Linked DNA regions of Homo sapiens: region 1 is linked to region 2. A link is a contact called in ENCODE Hi-C or POLR2A ChIA-PET data. All regions are on one chromosome and are shown on one strand. The core of a region is the stretch at or near the end of the contact, and the rest is flanking DNA. Distances in the headings are between cores, read along the strand shown.

Evidence for each region. A loop is a pair of places that touch in the nucleus more often than their neighbours do. ChIA-PET counts read pairs that join two places held with the same protein, here RNA polymerase II (POLR2A). Pooled maps may share reads with other maps.
Region 1: a map of mammary epithelial cell shows a loop between it and region 2 (7-fold over the local background). The contact joins the promoter of TFCP2 here to the enhancer-like site in region 2. A Hi-C loop is called at or near these places in 7 of 168 maps with a recorded cell type or tissue (Caco-2, IMR-90, PC-3 and 4 more) and 4 of 50 pooled maps. POLR2A ChIA-PET finds 5 or more read pairs at or near these places in 6 of 52 experiments (K562, MCF 10A, PC-9 and 1 more).

The regions. Positions count from the first base shown.
Region 1 is chr12:51,170,892-51,176,757 of GRCh38, reverse strand. TFCP2 (transcription factor CP2) reads left to right here and starts at 3,623. Exons shown (of 15, transcript NM_005653.5): 1 at 3,623-4,457. The coding sequence starts at 4,336. It overlaps LOC124902933 (a long non-coding RNA gene), which reads right to left and starts at 2,203. Exons shown (of 2, transcript XR_007063307.1): 1 at 2,075-2,203. RefSeq lists enhancers at 3,301-3,350, 3,443-4,190, 4,291-4,340.
Region 2 is chr12:51,115,309-51,120,986 of GRCh38, reverse strand. TFCP2 (transcription factor CP2) reads left to right here. Exons shown (of 15, transcript NM_005653.5): 2 at 2,215-2,366; 3 at 3,240-3,316; 4 at 4,567-4,672. Among named protein-coding and RNA genes, the nearest start is that of CSRNP2, 35 kb to the right of the region's middle. Within about 2 kb of position 2,131, at least 2 of the 41 ENCODE cell types and tissues checked have a DNase peak (open chromatin) inside an H3K27ac peak, as active enhancers do; they include PC-9, where a contact is called at or near this core.

The DNA.
Region 1 (5,866 bases), core at 2,374-4,873, 54 kb before region 2:
GGCGTGTGCCTGTAGTCCCAGCTACTCGGGAGGCTGAGGCAGGAAAATTGCTTGAACCCAGAAGGCGGAGGTTGCAGTGAGCCGAGATCGCGTCACTACACTGCAGCCTGGGCGACAGAGGGAGACTCCGTCTCATAAATGAATAAATAAATAAATAAATAAATAAATAAATGCTATTAAAACCATAACAGTCTCGGTACCGTGGCTCATGCCACGGTAATCCCAGTACTTTGGGGGGCTGAGGTGGGAGGATCGCTTGAGCCCAGGAGTTTGACACTCACTTGGGCAACATAGTAAGATTCCATTTCTACTAAAAATAAAAAATTAGCTGAGTGTCGTGGTGTATGCCTTTAGTCCCAGCTACTCGGAAGGCTTAGGTAGGAGAATTGCTTGAGCCTGGGAGGTGCAAGATGCAATGAGCTGTGATCATGCCACTGCATTCCAGCCTGGGCAACAGAGTGAGACCCTGTCTCAAAAACACCAAAACCAAAACTTAAAAAAAGAAAACATGGCCGGGCACTGTGGCTCATGCCTGTAATCCCAGTACTTTGGGAGACCGAGGCGCGCAGATCAAGAGATCAAGACCATCCTGGCCAACATGGTGAAACCCTGTCTCTACTAAAAATACAAAAATTAGCTGGGCGTGATGGCATGTGCCTGTAGTCCCAGCTACTTGGGAGGCCGAGGCATAAGAATCGCTTGAACCCAGGAGGCAGAGGTTGCAGATCGCACCACTGACTACAGCCTGGCAACACAGCGCGACTCAGTCTCAAAGGGCATAGTGGTGTGCACCTGTAGTCCCAGCTACTTGGGAGGCAGAGGCAAGAGGATTGCTTGAGCCCAGGAGTTTAAGGTTACAGTGAGCTATGATCAGGCCACTGCACTCCAGTCTGGGTGACAGAGGGAGACCCTGTCTCTAAAAGAAACAAAAAAATCCCAAGCCCATAACATACTATACAATGTAAATTAATGTTATTAAAATAGGATAACAAAATCAACCCAATCTTAACAGAGAAGCAGAAGTGTACTACCAGTGGGAGACTGGAGATAACATTTATTGAATCATTACTATTTTTGCGGCATTTTGGTACCTTATTTAATACTCACAACAGGCTGGGCGCGGTGGCTCACGCTTGTAATCCCAGCATTTTGGGAGGCCGAGGCGGGCGGATCACGAGGTCAGGAGATGGAGACCACGGTGAAACCCCATCTCTACTAAAAATATTAAAAAAATTAGCTGGGCATGGTGGCGGGCGCCTGTAATCCCAGCTACTCGGAGAGGCTGAGGCAGGAGAATGGTGTGAACCCGGGAGGCGGAGCTTGCAGTGAGCTGAGATCGCGCCACTGCACTCCAGCACTCCAGCCTGGGTGACAGAGCGAGACTCCGTCTCAAAAAAAAAATACTCACAACAATTTTAGGGGGAGGTATTATTTTCACTAATTTATGCATTAAAATACTGAGGCTCAGAGATGTAAAGTTACTTGCCTGAGATTACACAGCTAGAGATGGAGCTGATGGTCAAACAAGGCATGGCTCTATCTAAGAGAGGTTTAAAAATACCCTAAGTACAATGCTGGTTTACAAAGGATTTTGACCACCGGGCACGGTGGCTCACGCCTGTAATCCCAGCACTTTGGGAGGCTGCGCCAGGTGGATCATTTGAGGTCAGTTCAGAACCAGCCTGGCCAACATGGTGAAACCCCGTCGCTACTAAAAATACAAAAATTAGCCGGGTGTGGTGGTACACACCTGTAATCCCAGCTACTCGGGAGGCTGAGGCAGGAGAATTGCTTGAACCTGGGAGATGGAGGTTGCAGTGAGCTGAGATTGCGCCACTGCACTCCAGCCTGTTCGAGAGACCAAGACTCTATCTCAAAAACAAAAACAAAACCCAAAAACTTTGAGCCCTCAGATCTCCATGTGACATCTCTCTTTTTGTCTATGAGCCCAGGACCCATTCCTTTATCCACAGTCACACATTTTGAGATAGAACTGGCTCATGGGAAGAAAAGATGGCTTAAAGAGATACTGAATGTCTCCAGAATGAGCTAAGACTTTGATCCTAGGGCTTACCAAGGTAAGACGGCAGGTTTAAGCCTGGAGCCTTCAGAGAGATGCCTGTGGCTGAAACACCCCATACCAGCACAACATGTTGCCATCTTCATGTCAACTTCTCTCTTTTTCTTGGTTCTCTTATTCCTTTTTCATTCCTTTTTAAATTCAATAAACATGTTTAAAAGTCCTGTTGAAAGCAGGAACTATAGTAGGAGATATTTAGAACGCAAGCCTGAAAAAGACCTATTCCTTATTCTTTAGATCAATCTAGTGAGAGAGGCAGATATATACAAAAGTATAAGTCAAGGCAGATTTTAAAAAATTCAGCAACGGAATACAACAATGAACCAAGACTTTCACATAAAGGCAATGTCTTGTAACGAAAAATGCCAGGCTTTGGAATCAGCTCTGAAGCTGGCATGTCAATTTAGCTCCGGCCAATTTAAGGGCTTAGCCTTGGTTTCTTACTGATAAAATAAGAGTCATTAAATTTAGCTTTATAATTCTAATTCCAAGATCGCTTTGAGGACTACTCATAGTGTAATAAAGTTCCTAGCAGTAGTTGATACTTAATAAACAATGGCCATTATTACTCAATCCTCAAAGGAGGAAGGTGGAGCAGATAAAGTTACTCCCACTCCCGTTTACAAACGAGGAAGCTAAATCTGTGACATTAAGCAATTGTTCTGAAGACACCAAAGTAGCAAATGAAGACGCCAGCCTAAACTCTGATTTTCAGATCTTTTAAATTCCAACACCCCATACCAGCACAACAACCTTTTAAAAACCACTGTTTTTTTTTTTTTTTTTTTTTTTTTTTTTTTTTTTTTTGAGACGGAGTTTCACTTTTGTTGCCCAGGCTGGAGTGCAATGGCGCGATCTCGGCTCACTGCAACCTCCGCCTCCTGGGTTCAAGAGATTCTCCTGCCTCAGCCTCCCGAGTAGCTGGGATTACAGGCCCGCGCCACCACACCTAGCTAATTTTTGTATTTTTAGTAGAGACGGGGTTTCTCCATGTTGGTCAGGCTGGTCTTGAACTCCCGACCTCAGGTGATCCGCCCGCCTCGGCCTCCCAAAGTGCTGGGATTACAGGCGTGAGCCACCGCGCCCGGCCTAAAAACCACATTTTTACTGATCTCATGCTTTTCTGTTCAAATGCATTAGAGAGGATGCCGAAGATAAAATGAATATACAGGGAAGTGGGACTTATGCAGGGTCTTGACCTCCGGAGAGGTGAGTTTAAGGAGACAGGAGTATGGGCAGGAGCAAGCGCACACACGTAAGGAGCGTTTGGGAAGCCGTCAAGAGTCCGCCAGGGGTGGAGTGGGTTCATAAGGCTAGAAGAAGGGCTCCTTCCATGGCTCAGGGTGACGACTTGATGGGTAGCGAATACCAGAACTCTGGTAACTACACGGATACACGTTTAAACCCGGACACTTGCACGCCGGGTCCTCCCCGTGATCGCCCAGCCCATCTCGGGGGCAGAGCCGTGGCGCAGCCCGCCTATCATCGCTGCCGAGACTGACGCGGTCTCTTCTTTATAGGCGAACGACAGCGTGACGTCATGTTCGCCGGGCAGGCGAGGAAAGAGGACGCCATGATTGGTTGGCGCTGGGGCGGCGGACGGTGGAAGGGCCTGGCGAGTCTAGGTTTTACGCCTGTGCTGGACTTTCTCCTTCCATGTTTCCAGGCCGTGGGGGGCTACAGAGGGCGAGAAGTCGGCTCAGCGGAAACCTGGATTTGGTTCTAAGCCGTGGGGTTGAGAAGGGGTGACCGGAAGTGATCGTGGGACTGACCGGAAGCGAGGCCTGGAGGGGAAAGAGAGAGCGAGACCTGGGAGGGAGGGGGCCTCCAGCAGAAAGGGGCGGGGGAAAAGGTGCAAAAGCAGCGTGGGAGCGCCGGGCTGGCTTCCTGCGGCTGCTGCTGGTCTGACTGGGAAGCAGCAAGCCACCACTACGAACTCTCAAGAGGAGTGGGAGTGCGGGAGTCCAGAGCTGCCTCTGGGAAGTCTGCAGTAGTTGAGCAAAGGGGTCCTCACGTTCCTGAGAGCTGGGCAGGGGGGATTTTGGAACCTGGGGCAGCCAAGAACGAGCAGCCAAGGGTACGGGAGATTAGTTGTGCACAGAGCAGTGCTGGTCGGGCTTGGGGGTGGCTGGTGGGCACTGCGTGGGAAACCTTGGTTTGTAGTTTTCTTGGTTTGCGTTACTCCTGTTGGGTAGAATTACCCTCCGCGCCTTTGTACAAGACACGGTGTCTCCTGGGGCAAGGAAGGAGCCAGGATGGCCTGGGCTCTGAAGCTGCCTCTGGCCGACGAAGTGATTGAATCCGGGTTGGTGCAGGACTTTGATGCTAGCCTGTCCGGGATCGGCCAGGAACTGGGTGCTGGTGCCTATAGCATGAGGTGAGTGAGATTTTCCCAGACCCTACACCTTCTGAATAACAAAGGCGGATAGACACTAAGAAAAGGGGTTGAGTGGGAAGGAGGTGTATAGAGTTTTAAAAAGCTGTTTACGATTGGGGAAAAGGGACTTGTTCTTTTGTCGCTTTGAGTAGTTAGTGTTGTGGAAGAAATGGAAAAAGCGATTGTAGGCGATATGAAGCCTGTGCAGAATCAGTGGAAGAAGGAAGTGGTCCCTGATTAGTAACCAGATGAATGTTGAGAGGCTTTTGTGCCAATGTGGGAGACTTGGGGACTGATGGTGTATGTGTGGGTAAGTCTGACGTTGTGTGAAGAAGGGTTACATATAGCATAGGAATGGTATCTAGGAAGTTGGGAAATTGGGAGCTGGTGCTTAATGATGAATATTGGTTCGTTTCTTGTTGGAAAGATATGGAAGTCCTTGATGAAGAAGTCCGTACAGCTCTATCTTACCACTAGCTTGCTTTAAGACTTTACTTAATTCTGGGATTTCTGACTTTTAAAACATAAGCTGTGAAATGAAAAAGTGACGAAGAAAACTTAAGATGCTTCTGGATCTTTATGTATCAAGCCAGTTGTTGATAACAGATGAAAAATCTCCTTTCGGCCGGGTGCGGTGGCTCACGCCTGTAATCCCAGCGCTTTGGGAGGCTGAGGCGGGCGGATCACTTGAGCTCAGGAGTTCGAGACCATCGTGGCCAACGTGGTGAAACCCCGTCTCTACTAAAAATACAAAAATTAGCCGGGTGTGGTGGCGCGGGCCTGTAATCCCAGCCACTCGGGAGGCTGAGGCAGGAGAATCGCTTGAACCCGGGAGGCGGAGGTTGCAGTGAGCAGAGATGGTGTCATTGCACTCCAGCCTGGGCAACAAAGTGAGACTCCATTTGAAAAACAAAGCAAAACAAAACAAAAACTCCTTTGAAAGCAACATTATTGCCTATATAACTTGTTGCATGCATTGGCTGCTTCATTCCTCCAGTATAGTTTATTTCATTTATAGATGTGTAAGAATCCTGTATGGAAATGTTGAAACAGCTGCATCTTAGGGGTAGATGGACTATAATTGGGTTTCCTAATGCATTATTAAGACTTAATCTAAATAAGTGAGTCAAGAGACTAGAACTTAACATTTTCATTGGGTTTATGAGTTCATAGGGGAAAGATGCTTTTTAGGGGGAAAGTAGATGCATTTTTCATTCTGATAATGAGATCTTTTAAGAGTTATATAAAGTTCCTTTATTCCTGCCAATTCAAAGTAGACTTACCTCACTGAAGTAAAATTATGAGTTAGAATTTAATACTTCAGGCCGGGCACGGTGGCTCATGCCTGTAATCCCAGCACTTTGGTAGGCTGAGGTGGGCGGATCACGAGGTCAGGAGTTCGAGAACAG
Region 2 (5,678 bases), core at 882-3,381:
ATGATGAACCCTCTTGTACTCATCACCTTGCTTTAACATGTTACTACTCTTTTTACCTTTTTTTTTTTTTTTTTTTTGAGACACAGTCTCGCTATGTCGCCCAGGCTGGAGTGCAGTGGCACAATCTCGGCTCAAGTGATTCTCGTGCCTCAGCCTCTGACATAGCTGGGATTACAGATGTGTGTCTCCACACCCATCTAATTTTTGTATTTTTATTAATAGTAGAGATGGGGTTTCACCATGTTGGCCAAGCTGGTCTTGAACTCCTGGCCTCAAGTGATCTGCCTGCCTTGGCCTCCCAAAGTGCTGGAATTACAGCCGTGAGCCACCACACCTAGCCCTCTTTTATTATTTTTACTTCTACCTATTCCCCATCCTCTAATCAATAATTTTTTTTTTAGGTAAAATTCATATACAATGAGATGCAAAAATAAGCTGTTACAGTTACAACCACGTAGCAGACCTATCATAGTATAATACATTTTTATCTCCCTACAAAGTTCCCTTATATACCTTCCAAGTCATCCCCTGCCCCACCAGGAAACCATTGTTCTCTTTGGCTCTGCCTGTTTTAGACTGTCATATAAACAGAACCATGCATTACACATTCTTTGTGTCCGGCTTTTTTTGTCGAGCATTATATCTGTGAGATTCATCCGTGTTGCATTCCTTTGTTTCACTGAGTAGTCCATTGTATGGATATACCATGGTTTGTACATCCGTTCTCTTACTCATGAACATTTAGGTTCTTTCCAGTTTTTATTTTTTTGTTGTTGTTGTTGTTCTTTTTTTTTTTTTTTTTTTTTTTTGAGACAGAGTCTTGCTTTGTTGCCCAGGCTGGAGTGCAGTGCCACGATCTCGGCTCACTGCACCTCTGCCTCCTGAGGTCAAGTGATTCTCCTGCCTCAGCCTCCCAAGTATCTGGGACCACAGGCATGCGCCACCACACCCAGCTAATTTTTGTAATTTTGGTAGAGACAGGGTTTCACCATGTTGGCCAGGCTGGTCTCAAACTCCTGACCTCAGGTGATCCACCCGCCTCGGCCTCCCGAAGTGCTGGGATTACAGGCGTGAGCACCTGGCCTAGTTTTTGCTTTTATGCTGTGAACATTTATAACAAGTCTTGGGTGGACTTACATTTTCATTTTTCTTGGATAAGTACCAATGGGTGGAATTGCTGGGTCAATAGATGCATGGTTAATTTAATTTAATTTTTTTAATTAATTTTTTTTTTTTGAGATGGAGTTTCGCCTTTGTTGCCCAGGCTGGAGTGCAGTGGCACCATCTCGGCTCACTACAACCTCCACCTCCCGGGTTCAAGCAGTTCTCCTGCCTCAGCCTCTTGAGTAGCTGGGATTACAGGCATGCGCCACCACTCCCAGCTAGGTTTGTATTTTTAGTAGAGACAGGGTTTCGCCATGTTGGTCAGGCGGGTTTCCACCTCCGGACCTCAGGTGATCCGCCCACCTCGGCCTCCCAAATTGCTGGGATTACAGGCATGAGCCACTGTGCCTGACTGCATGTTTAATTTTATAAAAAACTGCCAAACCTTTTCCTAAACTGTTTTATGTCATTGTACATTGCTACTGACAAAAGGATGAGAGTGTGGTTTTACATTCCCACTGACAAAGGATGGGTATGTGTCTTTGGTTTGCAAGTTTAGATAAACTGATAGATACAAAAAGCTTTTTCTTAGAGGAAATGGCTTGTAGGAACATCTCAATATTAGTTGTTATTCCACAGAATGTAAGATGACCTTGAAATATATACTCGTTATTGATTTGTCCTTTTCACGTGGCTTCTAAGGAATTGTAGAAGTTATTTTAGTCCTTATAGTAAATCAGCTGATATGGTTATATAGATAGTATAGTTGTTGCCTTTCTGAGAATGAAGACGTTACTGAATGTCCTAGATTTATACATTTTAGAACTCTGTTTATAATTTCCACAGTCCTTTTAGGAACCCCTGTCTATGATTCCTAGAAACATTCTCTTTAACACTTAGTGGTTTTAGCAGTGAATATCTGTCATCACCCACACTGTTGTGGTCAGGGGGATATCACAGCAGGTAATCTAAATGGAATTCTTGGGATGAAACTCCACCAAGGTGAGTAATGTTTATGGCTTTCCAAAGCATTGCAGTTAAATCATTCAGCAATAAACCTGCGTTTGCACCATTGCCAGGTATTAATGTGAGTCATTTGTTTTATTTTAGTGATGTCCTTGCATTGCCCATTTTTAAGCAAGAAGAGTCGAGTTTGCCTCCTGATAATGAGAATAAAATCCTGCCTTTTCAATATGTGCTTTGTGCTGCTACCTCTCCAGCAGTGAAACTCCATGATGAAACCCTAACGTATCTCAATCAAGGTTAGATGCTTCCTCATTCATTAGTACTATTGCAGACCTACTGTATTTATGATTTTTTTGTTTGTTTGTTTGTTTTGAGACGGCGTCACCCAGGCTGGAGTGTAGTGGCGCCATCTTGGCTCACTGCAAGCTCTGCCTCCCGGGTTCACACCATTCTCCTGCCTCAGCCTCCTGAGTAGCTGGGACCACAGGCACCCGCCACCACACCCGGCTAATTTTTTTGTATTTTTAGTAGAGATAGGGTTTCATCGTGTTAGCCAGGATGGTCTCGATCTCCTGACCTCATGATCCGCCTGCCTTGGCCTCCCAAAGTGCTGGGATTACAGGCGTGAGCCACCGTGCCCGGCCATTTATGATGTTTTATTAGGTACACTTATATGTAAAAACTTAGATCTTTCTAGTGTGGCCTATCAAACTAGAAGTCCTACTTCAGAGATTTGAGTTCTAATGTCATACTTGATATCTATTACTAGCTTCTTTTGCTTAGCTGTCCATTTTTAGTGTCCAGCTTCCTCTTCCTAATCATATTCCCTAGACACTCCCATTGGTTACTGTCTGAGAAGTATTACTCTACCTGGCTCTATTATTTACCAATTGTGTGGCCTTGGACAAGTTGCTAAAACTCTTTTAAGTTTCAATTTCTTTGTCTGTAAAATGGGATTGATAATACCTTAGAAAAGTATATCAGTTAAATGAGATAATGTGACAATACTTAGCACAGTGCTGAGCATCTTGTAAAGGCTTCTGATTGTTGTTACTAATACTAATAATATTATTATACTGTTGTATATTCAACCAACTGAATTTTATTCTTTCCGAATCTAGCAAAGTTAATTTGTGGTGAATATAATATGTAATTACTTTTTCTTCTAGGACAGTCTTATGAAATTCGAATGCTAGACAATAGGAAACTTGGAGAACTTCCAGAAATTAATGGCAAATTGGTGAAGGTAAAACGAATAAATCATTCTTCTGTACAATATTTTTTACTAATCCTTTTGGGATTTTAAATTTTGTTGTTGTTGTTAATGTTCTTTTGCTTCCAATGGCTTAATGGTATCTCTTGCCTGCAGTAATTTGTTGGCAGAGTAGTAAGCTGATGTGTTATTTCTTTGGGGTCAGAGTAAGCCCCAGTATTCACATGAATTTTTCAGAGCTGCAGAAATAGAACGCTTACCACTCCCTGTCCAGGGTAATCACCCCTGGCTCAGTGAAGTTCTTTTGGGTGGAGTAAAGTAACCTCCTTGAGATCTTTAGAGAAGCCTCAGTGTCTTTTTTGATACTTAGTCTTATAGCAAGGAAAACAGAAGCTACTTTGATGAAGAGCAGTTCTCTTAGTCTAGATTAACAGTTAGGATTTTGATAATTCACAGCACAGTTGAAACAGAGGAGTTTTGTCAAAAGGTGGTGGGAGGAATTAATAGGCACTTCTACAAAGTAAGAGTAACAAAAGGAAAGTTGATGGAAACAGGCTCTACCTACCCTCAGTGTTTACAGGTTGTATGGTGGGTTAGCAAGCGGGGGAGTTGGTGAGTTTTTCATATACATCTGAAGAGCTAAGCCAGATAGGCCGTGGTATAACAGAAGAGGTGTGCAGAAACGCTTCAGACAGGAGTACTTTATTCCTAGTTACCATCGGACTGAAGTTTAAGCCAAGTTTTAAATATGGTACCAGTTAACTATAAAGATTCTATCTGAGAAATTGGCTGGACCCGGTGGCTCACGCCTATAGTCCCAGCACTTTGAGAGGCTGAGGCGGGCGGGTCGCCTGAGGTTGGGAGTTTGAGACCAGCCTGACCAACATGGAGAAACCCTGTCTCTACAAAAAATACAAAATTAGTCAGGCGTGGTAGCACATGCCTGTAATCCCAGCTACTCAGGAGGCTGAGGCAGGAGAATTCCTTGAACCCGGGAGGTGGAGGTTGCGGTGAGCCGAGATCACACCATTGCACTCCAACCTGGGCAACAAGAGCAAAATCTGTTTCAAAAAAAAAAAAAAAGATTATATCTGAGAAATTATAAAATTTTATCCTGAAATAGCACTTAGTATGGTATGGGTTTTAGAGTGAAACAGATCTTAAGAAAAATAATTTTAGATTGCGTTTAGAAACAAACTGGCAGTGAATCCTGCTAGTTTTTCTTTGTCAGCACTGATTTTCAAGAGGTCTTGTTATCATCTGATTTTGTTGTATCCTTTTAGAGTATATTCCGTGTGGTGTTCCATGACAGAAGGCTTCAGTACACTGAGCATCAGCAGCTAGAGGGCTGGAGGTGGAACCGACCTGGAGACAGAATTCTTGACATAGGTGAGTTAAGAGAATCTATTGCCTAGGAAATGCCTTTAGCTATGGACCCAGAGTTGGTTTTCTTTATTTGACATTTACCTTGATTCATATGCTTGAGAGGCTCAATTAGTATAAACCTTGAAATTATTTACTAAGCATAAAAAATTTTAAGTAATACAAGTTAAAATGATATCAAAATTGAAGTTGGAAGTGTAAACACTTTAGTTCCATAGCAACTATAGGTTGATTTTGTTGTTTTTTAAGTTGTGGTAAAATATACATTACATAAAAGTTATCATTTTAACCATTTTTAAGTGGATAGTTCAGTAACATTAGGTACATTCACATTATTGTGTAACCATCACTATCATCCATCTCCAGAACTTTTCTCATCTGCAAAACCAGAAGTCTGTACCTGTTAAACAACAACTCCCCATTCTCCCTTCTTCACAGCCCCTGGTAACCACTATTCTCCTTTCTGTCTCTATGAATTGGACTACTAAGTACTGCATAAATGAAATCATACAGTATTTGTCCTTTTGTGACTGGCATTTTTCACTTAGCATAATGTTTTCAAGGTTCATGGTATAGCATACATTAGCATTTCCTTCCCATGCAAGGCTGAATAATACTCCATTGTGTGTATATATCACACTTTGTTTATCCATTCATCCCATGATAGGCACTTAATTTGATTCCATTTCCTGGCTATTGTGAATAATGCTGCTATGAACATGGATGTACAAATATGTGTTTGAGTCTCTGCTTTTAATTCTTTTGGATACATATCCAGAAATGGAATTGCTGGGTCATATGGTAACTCTATCTTAGATTTTTTTTAGAAACCACTATATTGTTTTCCACAGTGACTACACATTTTACATTTCTACCAGCGGTACTCAAAGGTTCCAATTTCGGCCGGGCGCGATGGCTCACGCCTGTAATCCCAAAACTTTGGGAGGCCAAGGTGGGCAGAACATGAGGTCAGGAAATCGAGACCATCCTGGCTAACATGGTGAAACCCCGT